Linked DNA regions of Homo sapiens: region 1 is linked to region 2. The links are chromatin contacts, found by Hi-C or POLR2A ChIA-PET in ENCODE. All regions are on one chromosome and are shown on one strand. Each heading gives the region's core, a stretch centred on a gene start or an enhancer-like site at or near the end of the contact. The rest is flanking DNA. Distances are from core to core; before and after follow the strand shown. Region 1 holds the start of PCHILR (prostate cancer associated HIP1 interacting lncRNA). Region 2 overlaps PDPR (pyruvate dehydrogenase phosphatase regulatory subunit).

Evidence for each region. Hi-C counts contacts between places; a loop is a spot of excess contacts on that map. ChIA-PET counts read pairs that join two places held with the same protein, here RNA polymerase II (POLR2A). Pooled maps may share reads with other maps.
Region 1: a loop to region 2 is called in a map of Caco-2, with 7 times the contacts of the local background. The contact joins the promoter of PCHILR here to the enhancer-like site in region 2. A Hi-C loop is called at or near these places in 40 of 168 maps with a recorded cell type or tissue (CD4-positive, alpha-beta T cell, CD8-positive, alpha-beta T cell, Caco-2 and 29 more), 5 of 37 single-sample maps with no recorded cell type and 19 of 50 pooled maps. POLR2A ChIA-PET finds 5 or more read pairs at or near these places in 3 of 52 experiments (BJ, GM10248 and H1).

Annotation. Positions count from the first base shown.
Region 1 is chr16:74,310,839-74,316,190 of GRCh38, forward strand. It overlaps PCHILR (prostate cancer associated HIP1 interacting lncRNA), which reads left to right and starts at 2,499. Exons shown (of 2, transcript NR_186416.1): 1 at 2,499-2,522; 2 at 4,308-4,802. It also overlaps the pseudogene RPL21P118.
Region 2 is chr16:70,151,646-70,154,642 of GRCh38, forward strand. PDPR (pyruvate dehydrogenase phosphatase regulatory subunit) reads left to right here. Exons shown (of 19, transcript NM_017990.5): 18 at 1,746-1,928. Among named protein-coding and RNA genes, the nearest start is that of CLEC18C, 21 kb to the right of the region's middle. Within about 2 kb of position 1,251, at least 3 of the 41 ENCODE cell types and tissues checked have a DNase peak (open chromatin) inside an H3K27ac peak, as active enhancers do; they include prostate gland and thyroid gland, where a contact is called at or near this core.

The sequences.
Region 1 (5,352 bases), core at 1,249-3,748, 4.2 Mb after region 2:
TTAGGGCCGGGTGCGATGGCTCACACCTGGCCTTGGGAGGCCAAGGCGGGCAGATCACCTAAGGTCAGGAGTTTGAGACCAGCCTGGCCAACATGGGGAAACTCTATCTCTACTAAAAATACAAAAAATTAGCCGGGCGAGGTGGTGGGCGCCTGTAATCCCAGCTACTTCGGAGGCTGAGGCAGGAGAATTGCTTGAACCCAGGAGGCAGAGGGTGCAGTGAGCCGAGATCATGCCACTGCACTCCAGCCTGGGCAACAGAGCAGGACTCCATGTCAAAAAAAAAAGAAAAAGAAAAAGAAAAGAAATTAGAATGCAATGTGTTGAGAGTTTTAAAAATCTTTTCTTAATGTAATCTATTTAATTGTAAGTTTATCCAATTTAATTTTTTTTTTTTTTTTTGAGATGGAGTCTCACTGTGTTGCCCAGGCTGGAGTGCAGTGGCGCGATCTCAGCTCACTGCAGGCTCCACCCCCTGGGGTTCACGCCATTCTCCTGCCTCAGCCTCCCGAGTAGCTGGGACTACAGGTGCCTGCCACCTCGCCCGGCTAATTTTTTGTATTTTTAGTAGAGATGGGGTTTCACCGTGTTAGCCAGGATGGTCTCGATCTCCTGACCTCGTGATCCGCCAGCCTCGGCCCCCCAAAGTGCTGGGATTACAGGCGTGAGCCACCGCGCCCGGCCCAATTTAATTTTTAACAATGGTTTTGTTTAGCCTCCAGCTCACAAAATTTCTGAAAATTTAACAATTGGCTTTTGCAAACCTGTGCAACCTGGCTCCAAGCCCACCCATTCCAGTCCTATTTAAATGATCACTGCCTTCATGACTGTTACTTAATCCCCAGTTGTTTTCATTTTGTACCTGTTTCTGTTTTTCTCAAGAAAACTTACCAAGACTTGGGTTCATTTAAAGTAGCCCTCTTCACACAGTGGCAGATAGTTGTAGGTGACAAATCTTTGTCAAATGCTTGGGACTTTTCCGGAAGGGGGTGGTGCTGATTGGTTGGTTGACTGATTTGTTCTCACTTACTAGGACCTCAGCTGGCCGTTCTCTAGCAGTTATTCAAAACATAGAACCAATGACAGAAGAATTCACTATGATGCTTGTTAAAAATTCATGTTTCTGGCCAGGTGTGGTGGTTCACGCCTGTAATCCCAGCTCTCTGGGAGGCCAAGGCGGGCAGATCACTTGAGGCCAGGAGTTCAAAACCAGCCTGGCCAACACAGTGAAAGCCAGTATCTACCAAAAAGTACAAACTTTTGCCGGGTGTGGTGGTGCACACCTGTAGTCCCAGCTACTCGGGAGGCTGAGGCCAGGAGAATCTACTGAACCCGGGAGGCAGAGGTTGCAGTGAGCTGAGATTGTACCACTGCACTCCAGCCTGGGCGACAGAGACCCTGTCTCAAAAAAATAATAAAAATTCAGGTTTCTGGGCCCAACCCCAGACCTACTGTGTTACAATCTCTGGGGATCTGTGTTTTTAAGATGGTCTCCATATGGTTCCTGCCCACATGAAAGTTAGAGAACATTTATTTTGATGTAGAACAATCAATTTTTTTTTTAACAGTCCAGGGGTCTGGTTTGTTTTTTGTGCCATTTTAAAATCATTTATTTATTTATTTTTCGTAGAGATGAGTCTCCCTATGTTGCCCAGGCTGGTCTTGAACTCCTGGGCTCAAGCGATCCTCCTGCTTTGGCCTCCCAAAATGCTGGGATTACAGGTGTGAGCCACCACGCTCGGCCTTTTTTTTTTTTTTTAATACCTATGAAGCCATTAATTCAAGAGGATTGGGTTCCAGCAGCTTGGGTTCGTTTTCCCTGTTCTCACAAATTGTGCTTCTCTGGCTGGAGCAGGCTGGCACTTCAGTTGAACCCAGGTACTCTCTGGCTTCCTTCTCTTTTTTTTTTTTTCTGAGATGGAGTCTCCCTCCGTCGCCCAAGCTGGAGTGCAGTGGTGCAGTCTTGGCTCACTGCAACCTTCGCCTCCCAGGTTCTAGAGATTCTCCTGCCTTAGCCTCCCAAGTAGCTGGGACTACAGGCACGCGCCACCATGCCCGGCTAAGTTTTATATTTTTAGTAGAGACGGGGTTTCACCATGTGGGCCAGGCTGGTCTCAAACTCCTGACCTCAGGTGATCTGCCCGCCTCAGCCTCCCAAAGTGCTGGGATTACAGGCGTGAGCCACCGTGCCTGGCCGTTTCCTTCTCTTTTGATCATTTTCCCTCACGTGTTTCTGAAGGCCTTCCCAGCTCTTGGAGTGCTTGGTATGCTCCATACACACACATGAATTCTCTTGGCAAGAATCATGCTGTTGTTTGTTTCCAACCATGCCAACAGCATACTAGATACATGTAGTCTCTTCCTCTTTTGCCTTGGTAACATCTGTGGGGCATTCCTTTTGCCTTGGTAACATCCGTGGGGCATCTCTTGACGTCTATAACATCTCCTTTCTTGTAGGTTCGTGTGGATGTGGCCAGAGGAACAACTCCATGTGTTCTAAAAGGCCTGAGAATATACAGCAGGTACCTCTCCTCTTTCCCCATGTTCATCATTGTGGTGACGGCAGTTCTAGTTGAAAGGACTCTCTTGGTAGATTTTGGTGCAGACAAATCTGTTAACATTTTTTCCTTATGGCCAGTACTTTCTGGATCATATTTAAGAAGTCTTTTCCCAGCTCAAAACCCCAAATATATTCTCATCATAGTGTCTTCCTTCTCTGCAGCTCTCGTGCTAAAGTCTGATCAGTGTTAACATCATTTGAGTCATCTTTTAATCAAAATAACCAGCTAGGATCCTTGGTTCATGTAGAGCCCCTATCTTCTTCATTTTCTTTGTTTTCATTTTTTTTTTTTTTTTAGACCGAGTCTTGCTCTGTCACCCAGGCTGGAGTGCAGTGGCGTGATCTCGGCTCACTAAAACCTTTGCCTCCTAGGTTCAAGCGATTCTCCTGCCTCAGCCTCTCGAGTAGCTGGGATTATAGGTGCCTGCCACCATGCCCAGCTAATTTTTGTATTTTTAGTAGAGACAAGGTTTCACCATGTTAGCCAGGCTGGTCTCAAACTCCTGACTTCAAGTGATCTGCCTGCCTCGGCCTCCCAAAGTGCTGAGATTACAGGTGTCAGCCCCCGTGTCTGGCCTCTTCCTCATTTTCTTTTTTTTTTTCTTTTTTTTTGAGACGGAGTCTCGCTCTGTCACCCAGACTGGAGTGCAATGGCATGATCTTGGCTCACTGCAACCTCCGCCTCCCAGGTTCAAGTGATTCTCCCACCTCAGCCTCCTGAGTAGCTAGGATTATAGGCGTGTGCCACCACACCTGGCTAATTTTTGTATTTTTAGTAGAGATGGGGTTTCACCATGTTGGTCAGGCTGGTCTCAAACTCCTGACCTTGTCATCTGCCCGCCTCGGCCTCCCAAAGTGCTGAGATTACAGGCGTGAGCTACTGCACCTGGCCTCTCTTCCTCATTTTCAATCCTGACTCCATCCCACCTTTTACCCCTCAGCATATAAACCCTCAGCTCCCTCCCATATTACACATGCACATCTGCACTCTGCAGCCCCCGGTATAGCCTTCCTCCATCCTTCTTTTCCCAGTTAACCTTCAGCAAATGGCTAATCTATGTCTGTTGCCTTCCTTGTCTTCCAACTGTTTCCTTAATCATCTGCAATCTGGCTTTTGCCCCCCCACCATTCCACTAAAGTCGCTCTCACTAAAGTCACCAATGGCTTCTTTGCCCATCCAGTTGGCCCTTCTGAGCCCTTATGTATTAGTCCGTTTTCACACTGCTGATAAAGACACACCCAAGACTGGGTAATTTATAAAGAAAAAGAGGATTAATGGACTCACAGTTTAAGTGCCTGGGGAGGCCTCACAATCATGGCAGAAGGCAGAAGGCAGAAGGCACGTCTTACATGGCGGAAGACAAGAGAGAACTTGTGCTTGGGAACTCTTCTTTATAAAACCATCAGATCTGGTGAAACTTATTCACTATTATGAGAACAGCATGGAAAAGACTCACCCCCATGATTCAATTGCCTCCCACTGGGTCCCTCCAGTGACATGTAGGAATTGCAGGAGCTACAGTTCAAGATGAGATTTGGATGGGGACACAACGAAACCATATTACCTTACCTCCCTGACTTGATCCCTGGCACTTCTATCATGGTACTCTTAACTGCTTCTTGGACCCTCCTGAGCTCCTTTGGCTCCATTTTCTCTAGACACTCATTTGACTCAACTGATATCTTAAAGAATCCCACATCGTTATCTGATGCCTCTGATTCCAATACTCATTCCTCTTTCTTCCAGACCCTGGCTGGTCACGCCACTACACGCCATCAGAACACAGGAGCCATACTGGCCGCCCTGCTCAGCCTCAGCCTCTGCATTCAGCCACCTGGTCCTGTGGGTCCTACCACGTGGACGCTCTCTGACACCTGCCCTTCTGCATTCCTGCTGCCCCTGCCTATGTGCAAACATTCATCTCTTTTCTGTTTTATTGCTACAGTTGCCCAACAGCTCTTTCTACCTACGTTCTCACCTTCCCCCTCCTCCCTATTCTACTCCATTGCCAGAGTTACATGGCTGGAGAAAGAACCTCAAATGTAGAGTGGCATGAATCTCACTCCTCAGTTCATGACTGCCATCATCATCATCACCATCATCAAACGTGTCCTTTGATTTTTTTTACCTGATTTCCTCTATCATTCTAACCACCCTTCCTTCCCACACACATAAGCTATAGCCACTTCAATGTGTTTAATAAATGTCCTTAGATATGGATGGATCCGCGAAGAACATGCAGCATAATGTCCTTGAACTCCTGACCTCAGGTGATCCGCCCACCTCAGCCTCCCAAAGTGCTGGGATTACAGGCGTGAGCCACCGTACCCAGCCCATGCAGCATAATGTTCTATGTGCATGTGTTTTAATTTCTATAAGTTTCCCTTTAATCTCATTCTTTCCTACCTTTTTTTAAAACTCAAAACTATGTTTTAAAGACATGTCTTCATGGCTGTATGTATAGATTCATTCAGTTCATAGCTTGTAACTGCTGGTGGCAGCAACAGTACTATGTGTTCCCAAATCCTGTTCCACATTCCTCTTTCCTGGACATACTGCAGACTACACTTGCCACCCCTTTGCTCCAGAGAAGGCCACGAGATGAGTTCTGGACAATGAAAAAATATAAGCAGGCCGGGCGCAGTGCCTCACGCCTGTAATCCCAGCACTCTGGGAGGCAAGGGTGGGTGGATCACAAGGTCAGGAGAGAGACCAGCCTGGCCAACATGGTGAAACCCCGTCTCTACTAAAAATACAAAAATTAGCTGGGAGTGGTGGTGCATGCCTGGAA
Region 2 (2,997 bases), core at 1-2,500:
GCTCTAGCAGCTTCATCCTTGCTTGGAGGCCTTGGTTTCAGCTTTCTGATTTCCCTGGGCTGTTCCCATTCTTATGATTTTTCAAGAGTCTAAGAGATTATTTGTGCCACGCTTGGGTTCTTTATAAGCTGGCTTTTGTCCAGGAAGCTTATGTTTGTCTCTCTGAGAAGAGGTCTTCCAAAACATGGGGGCAGATGGCAGATTCTCGTTTTGTTCACACTAAATCTCTGGTATTTTGTGAGAAAAACGAGTAAATGGTGGGGAACTACTCTTTGAGTAAATGGTGGGGACCCACTCTTCTCTTTGATTTTCCCAGCATTAGTCACGTAGTTGGATCTGGCCCAACACTAGTCACCTGGTTACATCGTTCTTCCTTGGTCATCCTCTTACCTAAAGGACCGGGCATTGAGCTTGAGGTGGGAGAGTACCACATTCCCTGGAGATGCCAGCTGTGTATTCTCCTCGTCCTGCCGCATTCTGTGGGTCTCCTGCACCCACCTTGGCTGATTCAGGTGTTTCCCTTACACACATACCACAGGCGAGTGTTGCATGCAATAGCTTGGATTCCTTTTTTCCACATTTAAAGTTGTCTTCCCGGCACGGTGGCTCATGTCTGTAATCCCAGCAATTTGGGAGGCCAAGGTGAGTGAATCATCTGAGGTCAGGAGTTCGAGAGCAGCCTGGTCAACATGGCGAAACCTCGTCTCTACTAAAAATACAAAAATTAGCTGGGTGTGGCGGCAGCCACCTATAGTACCAGCTACTCGGGAGGCTGAGGCAGGAGATTCACTTGAACCCGGGAGTGGAGATGGCAGTGAGCCGAGATCGCGCCACTTCACTCTAGCCTGGGCAAAAGAGCAAAACTCTGTCTCAAAAATAAATAAGTAAATAAAGTTGTCTTGATCATAGTGGTCTGTTTGGTAGATGCCTGTTCAGCTACAGTGGTGCAGTTCATAGAAACATACTGTGCTAGGATAAAGAACTGCAGTACCACTGAAGCTGGTTCTTTGCTACGTCTTGCTTTGGATTTCATTTTACAGTTTTAAAAGCAAACAGTGTAGTCTCATTTTTGTTGGACTTTAAACTTAACAGCGTATGTTCAGACAGGGATTGAATATTTGCTTTCAGTTTGGAAAACCTTCTGTTCACTGATCTGATAACGTACATGTTTCTGAAACCAAGAAAAGAGCAGCTTGAGAGCCTGAATGCTGTGGGACATGAGCAGGCGAGCCCTGCCTTCCTGGCTCCCCCGCCGTCATCCGATGTGTGCACACGTCTCGAGTAACGTGTGAGAGCTGGGCCTCACAGCTTGGGCCAGTACGTGAGGGAGTAACAGTGGTTGGGAAATTGGAGCAAAAGAACAAAGCCAGAATCAGATGAAGACCATGGAGGGTTGGTGGGCTGTTTTAGAAATGATGATGAGATTGGCCATTTACCAAATGGTGAGAGAGCTTCTATAAATTATTATTTAAGAATTGCTGTAAGCTAGAATCACCACACAAGACATTTTAGAGAGGTGAAAAGACATGGATCCTGTTGTCATGGAGCTTAAGTCCAGGCTGGGGTGACCCCAGCTCATCACTCCTGGGCTGTGCCCTGAGCGTGTCAAGGATGAGACATCCTGGGAGTTTTATACGCCTCCTCTCTTGTCCATGTTAATAGTGTGAGCCATCAGCGCTTCCAGACATGCTCCATGCTTAATTCTGAAGGTCTGCTGCTTATGAACTTTCTGTCTCTTCCTATAGTACGCCCTGCATGTATACAATGAAGTGATGAGTGTTGGCCAGAAATACGGAATCCGGAATGCTGGGTATTACGCTCTTCGCAGTCTCCGAATTGAGAAGTTTTTTGCCTTCTGGGGTCAGGATATAAATAACCTCACCACGCCCCTGGAATGTGGACGAGAGTCTCGGGTGAAATTAGAGAAGGTACTGTGTTTACCCAGACTCCACTTTCACTCAGCATCCCGAGTAGTGAATCTGCACTAGACTAGGAAGAAGAACTGATGTGACAGGAAAAGGGGGAAAAGATTGAGGCCTTGATGTTAGCATCAGGTAAATGAGGACAAGAGTGCCCTGAGAATGAAAACTTTATAGGATAAAATATCTTCAAATGAAAACATAATAATGGTGGCTCACGCCTGAATCCCAGCACTTTGGGAGGCTGAGGCGGGTGGATCACCTGAGGTCAGGAGTTCGAGACCAGCCTGGCCAACATGGCAAAACCCGTCTCTACTAAAAATACAAAAAGTAGGCCGGGCACGGTGGCTCACACCTGTAATCCCAACACTTTGGGAGGCCAAGGCGGGCGGATCACAAGTTCAGGAGATCGAGATCATCCTAGCTAACACAGTGAAACCCCGTCTCTACTAAAAATACAAAAAATTAGCCGGGTGTGGTTGCGGGCGCCTATAGTCAGGAGAATGGCGTGAACCCAGGAGGCAGAGGTTGCAGTGAGCCGAGATCACGCCACTGCACTCCAGCCTGGGCGACAGAGCGAGACTCCGTCTCAAAAAAAAAAAAATTTACAAAAAGTAGCTGGGCGTGGTGGCCAGCACCTGTAGTTCCAGCTACTCGGGAGGCTGAGGCAGGAGAATCACTTGAACCTAACAGGCAGAGGTTGCAGTGAGCCAAAATCGCACCACTGCACTCCAGCCTGTGTGACAGGGCAAGACTCCGTCTCAGAAAAAAGAAAACATAGTAAATAGATGACACTTGGTCAGGTGCGGTGGCTCACAACTGTAATCCTAGCACTTTGGGAGGCCAAGGCAGGAGGATCACTTGAGCTCAGCCTGGGCAATACAGCAAGACCTTGTCTCTGAATTACAATTGAAAAACAAACAAAAAAACCCACTTATTTCTAGTGTTCTGCTGTCTAAAAGACTGAGTGCTTTCTGGGAAGCTATTCTGAGTTAATTATGGTGATGCATTAACATGCCACGAATATTTGTACAAACTAGTCGTCCTATAGTCAGCTGCCTAATTTTTGTGGTTTTTT